Linked DNA regions of Homo sapiens: region 2 is linked to region 1. A link is an interaction called in ENCODE POLR2A ChIA-PET data of the cell type or tissue named here. Cell type or tissue: HepG2. All regions are shown on one strand. Links, peaks and the distances in the headings refer to the core of each region. The heading gives the core; the rest is flanking DNA.

Region 1 (9,387 bases), core at 3,815-6,314:
TTTAAATTACTGTTCTAAAAAAAATCATCATCATCATTAATAGTACAAATTACCCATCCTAAGAAAAAATTAATTTTAAAATCATTTATGCACGTTTGCATTTATGATAAAAATTCCATGAAAACCGGAACTATAAAATATAATGTTGCCCCAGGACAAAATAGCACCAGTCTAAAGTAACTGACAGTAGAGCTGATGAAATCAGAAAATCAGCAAATAGAAATGCTGTAAAATTAACACTACCATTTTTGAACATCTAACTGCATAGCTTATCATTCGCTTTTTAAAATCTCTAATCTCCATAGCAACTCAGTAAGAAGTATTATGTTCCCAATTTTTATATGCTGAGACTAGGTTTAAAAGTGGGGCAACTGACCTAGGTCACTTATTAATTTTTGTCTGACCCTAAAGCCTATCTTTCCACTATGCCAACTATACTTCTGATCTCAAATATTTCCTTTCGTTTGGCTTCCAGAGTTAATCTATGTTTGTTTGAGAACGAAAAGCTAATTCCACAATGTGTAGCAGTAGGCAGTGAAGGAGAACATAAAGTAAGGAGAAAAATAAGTTAAGTCAAAATACATGAGTAAGACAGATGCACATTTTATAGTTAATTGAAACACAAAAAGCAAAGAAATGGGCTCTTGAATTATTTTTATTCCTCTGCTGAAGTGAAGGTAGGCAGAAATCCTAGTCTTTCCATAAATTATTTTTTTTCTTCTTATTCCAAAAGATGTTTGCATTCAGGGAAGCCTACCAAATTTAAGTATTTGTTAATTTTAACATTTTTAATATAATCAAGGAGAATTTAGTGAACTGCATTTGATTTTATGTGGTTCCTGAAATTTTGGGACATTAATTGTTTTTGTTTTATTCATAAACAGATAAATTGTGCCTTTGAAAATACATAAAGTGTTTGTTTTTTAAAAAAAGAAAGGTGTTTTGTGCTTACTAAAGAGCACTATGAAGAAGTCTAACATTCTGTGAATTAATTTAATTCATAGCTGATCTGTAGGGTTATGAAGTCTTATGGTATATTTTCTTTACTTCAAACGAAACCCCTTTCCATGCAAACCTCCCTGCATAGTGAGTTTCTGACTTGTTTTTCCAAGGCTAAAACCGCTCTGTGTATGGGTATCACCTGGGGCTCTCTCTGGCTGTGGAGCACAGGCTGAGTGTCCATATTGGAACTGCCAATTCTTTTGACGGCCCTGCCCGTTTCACTACTATTGGGCCACAACTCTTAATCAAAGTCACTTCAAAGACCCCAAACAGATTGATTCACATGTGAATGCTACCCAAACTGTCTTCAAAAGGAGGAGGGACTCTAGTCTTATGTTCCTTTGAACCTACTGTTGCTCATTTACTAGTATTTACTTTGCATGGCCTATGGCTGAACCATGGAAATTGGAAAACAAACTCCTATTCAGCAAGTCATGTCAAAGGTGACTGCAGAGCCAGAGAGTCAACTGTGGGACAGACATTCTTTCTGATCAGGAGGCCTCTTCTGCAGCGCTGCTGTCTCCACAGTTACATACCTGTCCATGGAAGCCTTTCGTTTATCTTGTCTATGTGGGAAGTCCTAGACGATGCCATCGATCTGGGAGATGAGAGAGATGCCCATATGACACTCCAACAATAGCTGTGGGGCAGGAAAAAAAGAAAAAGAAAAAGAAAATTAGCTGGACCCTGAACAAAGTTCTTTTGAGCTCTACTATGATTGTAGAGAAGATCCAATAGGCACTCTGTTCAGAAACATACTTCGTACACTTTCAGACACACAGTGAAGAAAGCATTTTCACTTAAGAACATAAAATGGGTACTGTCCAAGGATTCAGTGAAGAGGAAGACAGGAAATAACTACATCTCTGACTTTTCTTATGGTGGAAACTCAGACTCTCCCAGAAGAATGAAGCTGCAGCATGCATCACTGCCTCACAGTCATTTACGGTGAACATATTTCCTGTTGACTGTTCTTACAGTAGAATCAGGAAAGGGGTATGAAATGTGCCAGATGTGAATGGTTTGTGAGTTCTGTGATCCCCAAACCAGAGTTGCTGATATTATTATTAGTCTAGGTTGAACACTGAAAAATGTTAAGGTTATATTCCTCAGAGATATATCCAAGCATATTTTAAAGTTCATTTAGATCTGAAAAATTTAAGAACCCAGATTGAATTACATCTATTTTCTTTTCCTGGAAAAAAAAATACTTTGCATATATACATTTCTTATCTGATGGTGTTTTAAGGTTAAATGGTGAGAATTTTTCACAAGGCATGTGAAAGAGCCTCAGAAAAGTATAAAGGGCTTTGCACCATCTCAACCATCATCATCATCATTGCTAATAGAATCCTCTGGAAGCCTCGCTGACTGCCAAGTTTGTGATGGAAGCCAAGTCTCATTCATGTCACGAGAACTGAAATAAAGACGAAGTTTTTCTTATGGGAAGGTCCTTCTCTGACTAAGGGATTTGCTGCCAAACTCACAGTGCTGTCGTCAGCTGACCTTTGCGGCAAGGTGCAAAGTCCATCTGTTTACACAGACTTTTACTCCATAGGGGCTAATTTGAGATTAAATTTCTCGGACATGATAGAGAAGCAATGTGAATGTGAATGTTTATTTAGTGCTGGCTTTTCTGTCTAACATCACACTTTATAGATATTCCAAATGCCTCACAGAAATAGACCAATATATTCATTTAAAACACCATAAAATGTTATTTACAAGTCTAATTGAATAAATTATGTTAAATAAAAGGATAATAATTTTAAATACATACTGAGAATACAAATTCAAATACATTGTGGCAGAAATAGCACATTGTGTTTTAAATGATTGTGTTTTAATCACCATTTAGATATCAATATAGCTGAAATAAAAGCAGGTGAAGAGAAAAATATAGGAAAGTGTCCATTAAAAAGTCTTTTGGAGACCAGCCATGGCGGCTCATGCCTGCAATCCCAGCATTTTGAGAGGCCAAGGCAGGTGGATCGCTTGAGCCCAGGAGTTTGAGACCAGCCCGGGCAACATAGCAAAACCCCATCTGTACAAAAAATACAAAACATTAGTCAAGTATCATGATGCATGCCTGTAGTCCCAGCTACTCAGGAGGCTGAAGTGGGAGGATCACCTGAGCCTGGGAGGCAGAGGTTGCAGTGAGCCACAATCATGCCACTGCACCCCAGCCTGGGTGACAGAGTAAGACCTTGTCTCAAGAAAACAAAAAACAAAACAAAAAGTCCTATGGAGAGGCCAATGCCAATAACAGTGATTTCATGCATCTACTACACAGAATACTTCTCCACCCTTGGAGTTATTGCTATTGCAGAAGTCCTCTGCAAGGCTATCTCCATACGCAGCATCCTCAGATTCCACAACTCCAGTTAAAACCACAAACACATCACATCCTGACCTCATCAACCTTGGTTACGTCACTCTGGGGTGGTGTTTGCGGACACAAGGAAAGGAGAAGCAAGAAGCAAGCAGCTAGAGACATACCCGATAGAGGAGCTGGGTATCTCAGCCTCCACTCATTGTCTGTTTTCCACCCCGTCTTCCCCTCAAAGATCTGCTTTCTAGAATTTTCTCATTATACTATGAGTGAGAGACACTAGATTTGAAATATTTCCTTGTTATCATATCATTATCTAAAAATGTAAGTAAGCAGTAGTGACATGTATATTTTTACAGAATTAGTGGGAAATCTAGCCAAGAACACAACTTTTCTCTGTCTGTCAACCAAGTTTTTAATTCACCAGATCACATGAGCCCATGGACATATACCTGCCAGTGGGGGGACAGGTAATGGAAGTGATAAAGTGACTACTGGTATATAGAACTGAGGTAAATAACATTATGACTATATAATATTATAGGTCTTTAATTAGGTCTATTCAGCCTCAGGTTTAATTTTTAATCTACATTTTTCTTCTTCCTTTTTTTTTTTTTTTTTTTTTTTTTTTTTTTTTTTTTTTGAGACGGAGTTTCACTCTTGTTGCCCAGGCTGGAATGCAATGGCATGATCTCAGCTCACCGCAACCTCTGCCTCCCAGGTTCAAGCAATTCTCTTGCCTCAGCCTCCTGAGTAGCTGGGATTATAGGCATGCACCACCACACCCAGCTAATTTTATACTTTTAGTAGAGACGGAGTTTCTCCGTGTTGGTCAGGCTGGTCTTGAACTCCCGATCTCAGGTGATCCACCTGCCTCAGCCTCCCAAAGTGCTGAGATTACAGGTGTGAGCCACTGCACCTGGCCCATTTTTCTCCTTTTTAAGACAAATCTGTGCACTGAACTGCAGTTGTTATTTGCTGGAGATTGCTTGTTCAGTAATAATGAATAAAAATATTTGACATTTGGCCAGACATGGTAGCTCACACCTGTAATCCCAGTGCTTTAGGAGGTTGAGGCAGGAGGATTGCTTGAGGCCAGGAGTTCAAGACCAGCCTGGGCAACATAGCAAGACCCTACCTCTACAAAAAATTTAAAAATTAGCTGAGTGTGATGGCATGTGTCTGTAGTCCTAGCTACTTGGGAGGCTGAGGCAGTATTGCCTGTGCCTGGGAGTTCGAGGCTGCAGTGAGCTATGATCACACCACTTCACTCCAGCCTAGGCCACAAAGCAAGGTCCTGTCTCGAAAAAGAAATCTAACATTGATGGGCATTTCCACTTTGCCAAGTACAACTCTAAGCACTTGATAAGACTTGCTTCATTTAACTGGCACAAGAACCCTGTGAGGTGGTGCCACTGTTATTGCTACCTTACAGATGAGGAAACTGAGGCCTAAAGAACTGAGTAACTAGCTAGTAAACAAGGAGCTGGGATGACTCCAGAGACTGCATTATTAATCTCTGTGCCCTGCTGCTTCTTCAACGCAATTTGTATCCACTGAAAATCCAATGGACTGGGTGGAACATCAGTACCCGCTGAACTGGGGAGACTGTTAATTAGTGAGGAGACAAATCAAAGGAACAGCTTGGAACATAGCTACACACAAACTAAGGACTGACCCGTTGTGAGATAACCAAGGGAACATCTGCCAAAAACAGCCTGTTCTGATGTACAAAGATCATTTGTTATTTGCACAATAGACATTTGTATACAAATGAAGGCTGACATGAACTTAAACATTTTGCCCTGTGTTTGTCTTTGCCTTGTGTTCAAGCCAGCATTTAATCAGTTAAATGCTGTCTTTGAAATTTGGTTCACAGTGTTGGTTTCTAAAATCTACACGAACCAGAAGCCTACTGTCTCCGTCAGAATCGTGAGGAGCTCGGGAGAGGTGGTTTGGAGAATGGTGAAGTCTCAGTGTATCTGCTTTCAGTCTGTATTTGAGTCCCGAGTGTGGCTCTCTCATACCACTGATGTGCTTGTCTCTAAGTGAAGCCGACTGGAGCCTCGAATTTTTCTCCCTAGAACCCTTTTGACATTACGTGTGATAGAATGGAAATCTATCCCTGCTAGCAACAGGTGCAGCTTCAGGAAGAACACCATTCCACAGATAACAGGCATGCATATGTCTAGTGGATTTAATTAGACACAGTGCCCACTAGCAATTTCTGCAGATGTTCACATCAAATCACCTGAGCTAATTTTCTCATACTCTTCTGTTTAGCCTATTTTCTCACTCCCAAGTGTATGTACTCTCTCCTTAATCCTATGATGCCTACATGCAAACACACTTCCTTCTGCTCCTAGAATCCAGATACTTGATTCATTGTGTGATATTGAAGAGATTCCAATGCTGGTGGATGTTTAGTCTTCATTAAGAAATGCATATTATTCATGGTGAAGAGCTCTATCTGGAGGGTAGGGAAATAGTGGCTGTGTCTAGCTCGGAGTTCCAGTCTCTGATACAGAGAACGTGCACACTGGGTTCTCTGAGACATAGTCAGAAAGAACGGTGGCTGCATTTAACTGTCCTGCAGAAGCCCTTTGCTCAATCCAGTCCTTGTGGTCCCAGAAGTAAAGGCTTTTGCTAAAGAATGCAGCTTATTTCCCAAGGGTGTCTTACAGTATATGTACATAGCTAAATATACTGGATTAAAAAAACATAAGCATTTTCTAACAGAGTGAAAGAAGACTTGAACTAGTAAAGAGGCGATTTGGGAGCTTATCTCATGCCCATCCCTGTCTAGCTGGGTAATCTTCCTCTCTCGGCCTTAGTTTCTTTAGCTACAAAACAGTAAAGTAGAATGTTTTATTTTTAAGATTCCTTCTAACTTAAAAGCTGTATTTTAAATAGAGCCAAATTTCATTGTTTCTCTCTGCCCTAAAAGTGCAGCTCATGGCCCCACAATAACATTAGAGTAACAGACAGGCACTGAGGTTTACATAAATCCTTTAATCCACAACAGCTTTGTCAGACAGATATAGTTATTATCCCCATTTTACAAAGATTGTTCTCATGGGAAGATTTAAAATTAGTATCTCTAAAATAATAAAGAGAACTACAAGAAATCAGTAATGACACAAGCAGAGAAAAGGCCTAAAATGTGGTATGCGCCCACTCTGCTTCCTTTTGCTCTCTGTCTCCTTGAGCCTCAACTAAATCCATAAAATGGGTATATACGACCTCTCTGAGCAAAAAGCAGAAGCTGAAAACAGATGAATTCCTCGGAGTGCCTCCAGATCTAAAATAAATGCTCATGCCCCCATGGTCTCTTTTAATTGGCTGTGGAGGGGTTGGTTATTAGGAAGTCTAGGAAAATCTTCTTTAAAGAGCATTTGTAAACCAACTAAAAATAAGATGACAGCTGCATGGAAAATATCTGACCCTGAGTACAGTCGTCCCTTGGTATCTATGGGGAATTGGGTCTATCCTTGCCCTCCCCATACATACCAAAATCTGAGGATGCTCAAGTCCCTGATATAAAATGGTGTACTATTTGCATATAACCTACGTACATTCTCTTGTATATTTTTAATCATTTGTAGATTACTTATAATACCTAATGCAATGTAAATGCTAAGTAAATAGTTCTAGTGCTGTACTGATTTTTAAATTTATATTACTTTTATTGTTGTACTGTCATTTTAATTTTTTTTTTTTTTTTTGAGATGAAATTTTGCTCTGTCACCCAGGCTGGAGTGCAGCGGCATGATCTGAGCTCACTGCAACCTCCACCTCCTGAATTTAAGCAATCCTCCTGCCTCAGCCTCTCAAAATGCTGTGATTACAGGTGCACACCACCACACCTGGCTAATTTTTGTATTTTTAGTAGAGATAGGGTTTTGCCATGTTGGCCAGGCTGGTCTCAAACTCGTGGAGTCAAGTGACCCACCTGCTTCAGCCTCTCAAAATGCTGGGATTACAGGTGCACGCCACCACACCTGGCTAATTTTTGTATTTTTAGTAGAGACAGCGTTTTGCCATGTTGGCTAGGCTGGTCTCAAACTCGTGGAGTCAAGTGATCCACCTGCCTCCGCCTCTCAAAATGCTAGGATTACAAGCATGAGCCACCACACTCAGCCCTTGCGTTGTTTTTTTTCCAAATATTTTTGATCTGAGGTTGGTTCAGTTCACGGATGCAGAATCCTCAAATACAGAGGAACTATACCACACAGGTAATGAGAAAGTCTTAGGACCTGCCTTTATGACTGACATAAAGCAGAAGAGAGTGAGGAAAGACCCGATAAAGATGCAAACCAATAAGGTAACTTACATGGATTTGAAGCAAACCTAAGGATTTGATATGGTCTCCATGTTAAATATCATGTAGATTTATATTTTAGTTTATTCCTTCACTTTGCCTGCTTGTTTATATGCTAGCTTGTCACTTTCGTGCTGCTACTGTTTTCAAGATGCTATGTTCTAGTTACTATAAGTCAGAGTTTTTGATGTCTCAAATTTAGGTCACTCCTAGATGCAACTGATGCCCTCCTTTCCCTATACATTGTCTAGGATCACGCACAACAACCAGACTTCACATTTCAAACCGAGGGCTGGAATCAGTGGATGATTTTGACAGACGTAACACATCGACAGGACAAATGTGTCTTTATTTTGTGTGAATAAATATGCACATTGCACACTCAGTCTAGTAAACAGATTCTCAAAGTCCCATGGAAATCATCAGAATTAGAAGAGTAAATGTATGTTAAATGAGCCCACATAGGTAGATAAGCTCTACCAGGTGAACAGTATTTATGTAGTACAAGAACTTCCATGTCAAGTTCCAGGGCCTAAACAATGTGACTTGACTTAAAAAACAAACAAACAAAAAGTGCACCCTTAAAATCTCTGTCATATGTAAAACGTAGCTGGCCAAGAGATGTATGAGGGAATTTCATCTTCCTTTCATACACATTAGCCACTGCTGTTAACAAGATTAATAGAACAGTGATTTATATAAACATTTATTTCTCTAATGATTTTATTTTAAAATAGTGTACTTTGAAAAGGTCTTTTTCAAGTTTTGAGAACTAAAAATTGAAATTAGCCTTGGTTGGGGGAGCCTTTCATCCTGGAAGCCTTTCTTTTTGAGGCAGGGTTGGTACAGGGGCTCCCAAAGGCTCTTCAATGAGTAAGAAAGCCAAGCTCACTGTCACCCCCAGAAGACAAGCATTTGCTCTCATAAGAGGGGATAGATTCTCTCTGCTGTCTCATAAGAGCAGAGTTATCTGTACACTACTTAGTAGGCTGATGACTACCATTTTTAGTAACTTTATATATAATTTACTAAATGTACTATTTACTATAATTTAGTAACATTATATAATTCATTCTGAAAATAAGTAAGTAAACATAATAAGCAGTAAAAATTCCCAAGTATATATACCCAAGCCCAATGTTTTATTATCCATCCTTAGAGATTTATATATTCTACACAAGCACACTGTACAATAATGTAAATTTCACCACTTATGCAAAAAGCTGTTTTCCCCTTTTTCATGGAAATTTGCTTTAAATATATATTTTACACTCCTGCCTTCTTAAGCAGAGGATATTGGACATAGTGATATCATTTAAACTTATCCTGGTGACTTGGAAACTTGTATTTTTTAATGCAGGATAATAATTCTGTCCTGAATTTCCCCTTCTTTCTAACAGAATGTTGAATCAGTTGTCACATCACCTGTCCTTTAATAGTTTTCCTTACACTTCAGGTCTCTTTCTTTGGTGTTGCTTGTGACCAGGAAAATGTATCCAACCTAACAGGCAGTAAGCTTTGGGTATAGTTTTTATGAAACTACATAGCTCTAGTGCATAGATCTAGGGCAAGGGATTTATAAAAATCACTTTTGGAACACGTGGTCTCTTACTTTGATGCCATCCTGGAGCACAAGGTTTCCTTAAATCTGACCCCAGAAGAGTGACATATTAATGTCATGGTTTGCATATTCCTTAAGGTTTAGAATCCAGTGTATGCCAAATGGCTGAAA
Region 2 (9,387 bases), core at 2,867-5,366, 370 kb before region 1:
ATCTGTTCTTTCTAAAGACCATTTCCAATAGCATCTCCAGATTCCTCAAACTTTACTTGACCCCTTCTTGGTGTTATATGTCCATGCTAGCTATAGTGGTTTATATATTTGTTTTATCTTCTCTGCAGTGTGATCAGTGGAAGGTTCATGAGCTCTGGATTTAGAGAGAGATCTGGTTTAAGTTATCAGTATTTACCAGTTGTGTGATCTCAGGCAAGTCACTCCATTTCGCAAAGACTAAATTTCCCCATCTGTATAAAGGGATGATGCTATCTATCTCATGGGATTGTTAGGATTAAATGAGATAAAATAACCGCCATATGAAAGCCACTCAATAAATATCACTTCTTCTCTTTTTCCCCATTCCGTGCATCCTTGAGGTATGAGATTATTTCTACTCATTTTGTTTCCTTGGAAGGGCAGCATTGTTTGGCGCCTAGTAGGCTATTAATAAATAATTACTGTATTCATGTATTCATATCATGTGTCTTTGCTTTCCTGTTAAAAGTTAGAGCTCCCGAGACAATGTATTTTTCATTTGCAGTTCATTTCCTATTTAATTTTGGCAAGTTTAAAGAAGAATATTCTTTATATATTGAGCAGATAGTTAACAGGTAAACCTAGTGCCAACAATTCTGTCTTGTCTATTGAGAAAGACTAGCGGCTATGTGGTCTGTGTCTGGCTTGGAGTTAAGGAGAAGATTTTTTAGTGTGTGTGACAAAAACTCAGTCATAATAGTGATATTTGGGAAGCTCCCTTTTCATCTTATTGAATCAATATGACCCAATAAGATTGTGGCCAATCATGGTCCTCTCCCAGCTTCATAGCCAATAGGAAATGAGCTGGGAGCACTGATTCACATCCTTGTGTGTATGTGTGTGGTGGGGCTTGGTGGGGGGGAAAATGATTCCTGTTACAAAATCTAGTGATACTACAGTATTCCTGGCTAAAGAAGTGCTTCTTTTAGGAAAAGCTAAGCTTCAAGCTAAATATGTTTGTTTAAAGTATCATGATGTACAGCAAAGATTATTGAACTTGGAGTAGTGCAGAGGCTTGGACTCAAATCTCAGCTCCACTACACTATCAGCAGTGGAACCTCATGCATGTTACTTGGACCTCTTTCACTTGTAAAAGGCAAGAACAATACCCACATCACAGATTGTTGTAGGGATGGAAGCCATGCTTATGAATGCACCCTGTAGAGTGCATGGCATTTACAGAGAAAGCAGTTCACAAATGTTAGCTTTGGAATGCCAAAGTGTATAGAGAACTTCTCATAAAAGAAAGATCTAGTTTACTTTGCAGAAATGCAATAGCAGGCATTGTGTTATCATCATCTGTGTGACAGTTTTTGTGTGTCAACTTGGCTAGGCTATGGTGCTCAGATGTTAGGCCAATAGCAGTCTAGAAATGGCTGTGAAGGTATTTTTTAGATATGACTAATAGTTCAATCAGCAGACTAAGCAAAGCAGATTAGTCTCCATAATGATGGTGGGTTTCAGCTAATCAGTTGAAGGCCTTAAAAAGAAAAAAAGAAAAAAATCTGAGGTCCCCTAAGGAGGGGGGACCTCTGCCTCCGGTCTGTCTTCAGACTAGAACTGCAACATCAGTTCTTCTCTGAGTCTCTAGCCTGCTGATCTCCGCAAATTTTGACTTGCCTTCCCCCAAAATTGCACAAGAAAATTCCTTAAAATAAATCCCTATCTACCTATCAATCTGTCTATCCTGTTGGCTCTGTTTCTCTAGAGAACCCTAACTAATACAGCCCGTCTTGCTCACTGGGTGGTAATCGAATGTCAGGAACTGTATCTAACTCATCTTCACATCTCCAGTACCTAGCACAGTGCCAAATCTATAACAAATATTTATGCTTATTGAACTGCAGAGAATAGCAGCTCACATTCAGACACTATCTTATAAAAATGGTACTTGCACAGAAGGTTTAATTAATTCATCCCTCTACCTAGTTATTCATCCATCAAACATTTTGAGGGGAGCTTATTCCATATGACTGTGCTTGACACTGGTGATGCAGAGAGAAAAGACAGAATGCATTCTCACTATTTCATGGTGGCGTGAGGAGACAGTGCGAGTGAATGGGGCAGACGCAGGAAAGGAGGGTGAAGTGAGACACTGGGAATCTGTTTATCCAGGTGAGACAACAGGACAGCCTGACATAAGGGGGGACAATTGGGAAGAAGAGGAAGGGATGGGTTTAGGAGGTAGAAATAATAGGAGGGGAGAAACAAGGAGTGAGGCATCTCCCATGACTGCCTGGTTTCTGGTTAAGGTGTCTGGGAACACAGAGGAGGAACAGAGTTTCTCATCATCTTATCTGATCCTAACATTCCTCAGCATCGTACAACACAACCCCCTCATTTTAGGGATATGGATACAGAAGCTGAGAGAGAGCAGGTCTTTTGCCACCACCCTCATAAGTCAGGAGCTGGCAGAGTGAGTTTTAGAAGCCAAACGCGTGCTGTTTTGCTGAGTGTCCACTGTGGCCCACACAGCGGTGCCTGCCAAGTTCCTTGCACAATGGAAGGAAGGGAAATGAGCTCAAAGAGTCCCTGTTACTTCTGTGTGGTGCGGTTTCACTCTCGTGAGCTGTCGCATCGCTGACCAGCCTGCCATGCTCTCTGAGTGTCAACTGGGACCTGACCCAGCACCGGACTCATTCCATTTGGAAGATGGGTGTAATACCAGGCCTCAGTCCCCCATCTCTACTCCAGCCATGTTCAGCTGTGAGTTTACCATCATAACTTCCTGAATCTCAAGGGACAGCAATCAGATCCTTGCCAGATGGCTAGGCAATGGGATGCAATTTTTACATGAAATCACTGTAGACACTGTGACCAATGGAACTACCATTTTCATGGAGACCAGCTGAGCCCTGCTAACTGAAAATTCAGAGCATCTCCAGCCATTGTATCCAGTTGATGAAGTTGATGCTCTCCAACCATACCACATTATTTTGAATCCAAATTCATAGTTTACTTTCCAGTGTCATCCTGAGGATTGGAGGAAGGCACAGGAAATATCAGCGATTATCCTCCATTATCAGATTATTATATTTTTTTGTGTTAACATTTCTAGCGGTAAAATAGCTTGGAGAGGTTTAAACCATCTCTTAACCCACATTCTTTTGTAATTCTTTTTCAATTTAAAATCGATGATATCAATGGACTTCAATATTCTACTATTTAATCCCTTGTATAGATCTGCAATCTTTCAGCTGTTTATTTCACCCTGAGTTTCCAGTTTGGGCAAATAAAGAGTTGCCACCATGCACAGGTGACTCACCATGCACATGGGACTTCCACTATGATAGAAGGTCATGGTGTGCCTGATGGATTAGGCAAAGCTCCCCCACATTCACCTCCAGGACTTTCCTCTTTCCCTTGGGCACGTGCTTGCCATCTGCTGGGCTATGTGTTCCATGAGGTTAGAGGCTGTGGCTGCCATGTCCACCACTCTGTTTCTAGCACTGAATCAGGGCCTGGCACCCAGAAACTACAGAATAAATATTTATTGAGTGAATGCCTAGAGACTAATCATCAGCGACGTAATCATGTTATTTGTCCTTTTCTACAACAAATGTTTCTCAAAGGTCAGAAATGAGAAGATGAAACCAGGACCAACGTGGATTAAATAGAGGTATGACATAATTTCCTATTGTCTCCGTCCATCTGCAGTCAAGGTTATATTCACATCTCAGATCTTCATCAGAATGGCTTTCCCTCTTCTCTTAAAAGAAAACAGAAGAGTTCTGTGCAGTTAAGAGGTTGAATGAAAAAAGGGAGGGAGGGTTCAGAAGGAAAAGTCCAAACATCCTCTTCCCCATGGAAATAATGATAATAGGAATAATGAGAAGGCTAAATTATTTGCTTACTATGTGGCACTGCACTTTATTATTTAATTAATCCTCATGGCAAGCCTATGAGGTAGATAATATCATGCCCAGTTGTGGGGGAAAAAAAGGGGGGAATTTAGAAGAATGTAAATAACTTGCCCAAGCTGGTAGGTAGAGAAGCCGGAATTCCACCCCAGGTCTGTCTGAGTCCAGAGTTTAACCACCAACCCTTAGCTGGTTTGAATATTTAAGGGCAGGGTCCAAGTCTCATTCATCTTTGTTTAACTCATAGCACCTGGCCTAAGGTCACACCTGCCACGTGGAAACAGCAAATATTAGTTGATTCAAAAGTAGAGCTAGTCAAAGGCCCTGGGATAGGGTTACTTTACTGGAAAACAGGGCATGCATGAAAGGAAATGTAAAAGCCAACCAAGAAAAAGCAGAGTGGCATAAGTGGTCTTATATCACACCAAAGACAGAGGTTAACCTTAAATGTGTTTGGAATTCATAGCATGAAGTTAAAAAAGTATTTTGAAGCGGCTACACTGTAAGAATGATAAATCATGGGAAACAGCTGGAAGGATCCTGAAGTTCTTTCTTCTGACTTGTTCTTTTTCCAAGGACTGTAGATTCCTTAGCTTAGGCCAGCTGGGGTGAGTTCTTGTTGGTGTGTGAGTATATGGTTTTCACATGTAAAGCAAATTTAAGACTCGGTTATGATAGATTTGTGCTGTGTTTGTGCCCCAATCTTCAGGCCACATTTCTACTGTGCTGTCTTAGCCAGCTTCTCGTGGGCAGGGCTGTCAAGTCAACTCCCAGACTTGGTGGGTTGTCCGCTCTATCAGCCTCCTTCAGAATGTTCGTGGTGGCACCTCTAGATCCTTCTCAGAATGCTGTCTCATTTATTTCCTGACAGTTAAAGAAAACTTAAGAAAGTGAAAGCTTACATGAGAAAATGAGTAAGCACTTTTAAAACAGAACTATTAAGCTCACTTTCAATGTTGCTAAAGTTCGCCCTTTTTAGACACCTTTAAATCCCTAGTGCCCAGACAAATCAAATGCCTAATAGGGCTTGCTTCCAGTGCGGTCTACAAGGACACTTTAAAAAAGGTTGTCCAGGCCGGGCGTGGTGGCTCACGCCTGTAATCCCAGCACTTTGGGAGGCCGAGGCGGGCGGATCACGAGGTCAGGAGATCGAGACCATCTCGGCTAAAACGGTGAAACCCCGTCTGTACTAAAAATACAAAAAATTAGCCGGGCGTAGTGGCGGGCGCCTGTAGTCCCAGCTACTTGGGAGGCTGAGGCAGGAGAATGGCGTGAACCCGGGAGGCGGAGCTTACAGTGAGCCGAGATCCCGCCACTGCACTCCAGCCTGGGCGACAGAGCGAGACTCCGTCTCAAAAAAAAAAAAAAAAAAAGAAAAAAAAAAAGGTTGTCCAGATAGAAATAAGCCGCCCCCTCTTCCATGCCCTTTATGTCAAGGGAATCACTGGAAGGCCCACTGCCCCAGGGGACAAAGGTCTTCTGAGTCAGAAGCCACTAACCAGATGATCCAGCAGCAGGACTGAGGGTTCCCCGGGGCAAACGCCAGCCCATCACCCTCACAGTGTCCCAGATATGCTTGACCATTGAGGGCCAGGAGGTTAACTGTCTCCTGGACGCTGGCACAGCCTTCTCAGTCTTACTCTCCTATCCCAGACAACTGTCCTCCAGATCTGTCACTATCTGAGGGGTCCTAGGACAGGCAGTCACTAGATACTTCTCCCAGCCACTAAGTTGTGACTGGGGAACTTTACTCTTTTCACATGCTTTTCTAATTATGCCTGAAAGCCCCACTCCCTTGTTAGGGAGAGACATTCTAGCAAAAGCAGGGGCCATTATACCCCTGAACATAGGAGAAGGAACACACATTTGCTGTCCCCTGCTTGAGGAAGGAATTAATCCTGAAGTCTGGGCAACAGAAGGACAATATGGACGAGCAAAGAATGCCCATCCTGTTCAAGTTAAACTAAAGGATTCCGCCTCCTTTCCCTAACAAAAGCAGTACCCCCTTAGACCCGAGCCCCAACAATGACTCCAAAAGATTTTTAAGGACCTAAAAGCCCAAGGCCTAGTAAAAGCATGCAATAGCCCCTGCAATACTCCAAATTTAGGAGTACAGAAACCCATCAGACAGTGGAGGTTAGTGCAAGATCTCAGGATTATCAGTGAGGCCGTTGTCACTCCATACCCAGCTGTACCTAACCCTTATACTCTGCTTTCCCAAATACCAGAGGAAATAGAGTGGTTTACAGTCCTGGACTTTAAGGCTGCCTTTTTCTGCATCGCTGTGCATCCTGACTCTCAGTTCTTGTTTGCCTTTGAAGATCCTTCAAATCCAATGTCTCAACTCACCTGGACTGTTTTACCCCAAGGGTTCAAGGATAGCCCCCATCTATTTGGCCAGGCATTAGCCCAAGACTTGAGCCAATTCTCATACCTGGACACTCTTGTCCTTCAGTACGTGGATAATTTACTTCTAGCTGCCCGTTCAGAAATCTTGTGCCATCAAGCCACCCAAGCGCTTTTAAACTTCCTTGCCACTTGTGGCTATAAGGTTTCCAAACCAAAGGCTCAGCTCTGCTTACAGCAGGTTAAATACTTATGGCTAAAATTATCCAAAGGCACCAGGGCCCTCAGTGAGGAATGTATCCAGACTATACTGGCTTATCCTCATTCCAAAACCCTAAAAGCAATTACGAGGGTTCCTTGGCATAACAGGCTTCTGCCAAATATGGATTCCCAGGTACGGCAAAATAGCCAGGCCATTATATACACTAATTAAGGAAACTCAGAAAGCCAATACCCATTTAGTAAGATGGATACCTGAAGCAAAAGCAGCTTTCCAGGCCCTGACAAAGGCCCTAACCCAAGCCCCAGTGTTAAGTTTGCCAACGGGGCAAGACTTTTCTTTATATGTCACAGAAAAAACAGGAATAGCTCTAAGAGTCCTTACACAGGTCCAAGGGACCAGCTTGCAACCCGTGGCATACCTGAGTAAGGAAATTGATGTAGTGGCAAAATGTTGGCCTCATTGTTTACGGGTAGTGGCAGCAGTAGCAGTCTTAGTTTCTGAAGTAGTTAAAACGATACAGGGAAGAGATCTTACTGTGTGGACATCTCATGATGTGAACGGCATACTCACTGCTAAAGGAGACTTGTGGCTGTCAGACAACCGTTCGCTTAAATATCAGGCTCTATTAATTGAAGGGCCAGTGCTGTGACTGCACACTTGTGCAACTCTTAACCCAGCCACATTTCTTCCAGACAATGAAGAAAAGATAGAACATAACTGTCAATAGGTGATTGCTCAAACCTACACTTCTCAAAATGACCTTCTAGAGGTTCCCTTGACTGATTCTGACCTCAACTTGTATACTGATGGAAGTTCCTTTGTAGAAAAAGGACTTCAAAAAGCGGGGTATGCAGTGCTCAGTGATAATGGAGTACTTGAAAGTAATCCCCTCACTCCAGGAGCTAGTGCTCAGCTGGCAGAACTAATAGCCCTCACTCGGGCACTAGAATTAGGAGAAGGAAAAAGGGTAAATATATATATAGACTCTAAGTATGCTTACCTAGTCCTCCATGCCCACGCAGCAATATGGAGAGAAAGGAAATTCCTAACTTCCAAGAGAACACCTATCAAACATCAGGAAGCCATTAGGAGATTATTATTGGCTGTACAGAAACCTAAAGAGGTGGCAGTCTTACACTGCTGGGGGCATCAGAAAGGAAAGGAAAGGGAAATAGAAGTGAACCGCCAAGTGGATATTGAAACCAAAAGAGCCACAAGGCAGGACCCTCCATTAGAAATGCTTATAGAATGACCCCTAGTATGGAGTAATCCCCCCTGGGAAACCAAGCCCCAGTACTCAGAAAAAGAAATAGAATGCGGAACCTCACGAGGACATAGTTTCCTCTCCTCAGGATGGCTAACCACTGAAGAAGGAAAAATATTTTACTTGCAGCTAACCAATGGAAATTACTTAAAACCCTTCACCAAACCTTTCACTTAGGCATTGATAGCACCCATCAGATGGCCAAATTATTATTTACTGGACCAGGCCTTTTCAAAACTGTCAAGAAAAGAAATAATCTGCCAAAGAAATAATTTTTCAAAACTGCCAAAGAAATAATCCCCTGCACTGCAGGCCATACATTTCAATCCCTGTGTCTTTAACCCCTTTGTTAAGTTTGTCTCTTCCAGAATCAAAGCTGTAAAACTACAAATCATTCTTCAAATGGAGCCCCAGATGCAGTCCATGACTAAGATCTACCATGGACCCCTGGACCGGCCTGCTAGCCCATGCTCCGAAGTTGATGACATCGAAGGCACCCCTCCCAAGGAAATTTCAACTGCACGACCCTTACTATGCCCCAATTCAGCAGGAAGCAGTTAGAGCTGTCGTCAGCCAACCTCCGCAAGAGCACTTGGGTTTTCCTGTTGAGAGGGGCTACTAAGAGACAGGACTAGCTGGATTTCCTAGGCCAACTAAGAATCCCTAAGCCTAGCTGGGAAGTTGACCACATCCACCTTTAAACACGAGGCTTGCAACTTAGCTTACACACAACCAATCAGGTAGTAAAGAGAGCTCACTAAAATGCTAACTAGGCAAAAACAGGAAGTAAAGAAATAGCCAATCATCTATTGCCTGAGAGCACAGGGGGAGGGACAATGATCGGGATATAAACCCAGGCATCGGAGCCGGCAATGGCTGTCCCCTTTGGGTCCCCTCCCTTTGTATGGGAGCTCTGTTTTTACTCTATTAAATCTTGCAATTGCAAAAAAAAAAAAAAATCCCTAGTGCCCAGAACTATATATTTACTATATATTTATTGCTTGAATGCATGTGTGAATGAATCTCCACTAACTATTTCTTTAGAGTATCCTATGTGTAACATGTCATGGTGATAAATTCATCCCCACTCATCAGAATAAGAGAAGTTGGCTAAAATCCTAGTATGTAGGGATGGGGATAGGTAATGAAGAACCTGACATTCATTCTTACATGTAATTACATGGGTCTCAAGGGAAGGGTGCAATGACTTTTGAAAAAAATTCAATATTCATAACTTCCTGATAAAAGGTGTGTTAGGTAGTATTTACTTCAGGGAAGAATTTATAGTCCTCCAAATACACCTGGATAACCTCACCTCAGACTAAATAGATCCCAAACCACTACATTTGCCCAAAGACTTTCTTGTTTCCCACGTCTTCATTTTTCTGTTAATTGTGACTCCATTCCCTACTCACTAGGCTTTAAACACAGCTGTCAGACACAATCACTCTTTGTTTGAATTCATTTAGTTACCAAGACCTACTGATTTTTTTTTTAACAGTCTCTGTCTTGTCACCCATTCCTTCCTTTCCATTCTTAGAGCCCAATTTTCTAGATCAGGGCTTGTATTCTCAGTCTCTAATACTTCATGTGTAGGTCCAACTTGTCTCCTTGCATACATTTTTCCCTCCAGCAGCTGTTATGAACTGAATTAT

Evidence for each region. Peaks named below come from ENCODE experiments on the same cell type or tissue, not always from the same donor. Only the 100,000 strongest peaks of a DNase experiment are listed, where the experiment ranks them.
Region 2: POLR2A ChIA-PET joins it to region 1 with 5 read pairs; 1 of 35 experiments calls an interaction of 5 or more read pairs at or near these places.

What each region holds. Positions count from the first base shown.
Region 1 is chr6:137,346,120-137,355,506 of GRCh38, reverse strand. No RefSeq gene overlaps it. Among named protein-coding and RNA genes, the nearest start is that of IFNGR1, 130 kb to the right of the region's middle. RefSeq lists a cis regulatory region at 1,371-1,382, an enhancer at 1,304-1,448 and a silencer at 4,023-4,218. In HepG2, for the core only: no CTCF peak of the experiment used is centred there; a DNase peak (open chromatin) is centred at 5,096; H3K4me3 peaks cover 955 bases.
Region 2 is chr6:137,718,218-137,727,604 of GRCh38, reverse strand. No RefSeq gene overlaps it. Among named protein-coding and RNA genes, the nearest start is that of LINC02539, 16 kb to the left of the region's middle. RefSeq lists a silencer at 8,578-8,784. In HepG2, for the core only: a CTCF peak has its summit at 3,404 (motif pointing left); DNase peaks (open chromatin) are centred at 3,404 and 4,134.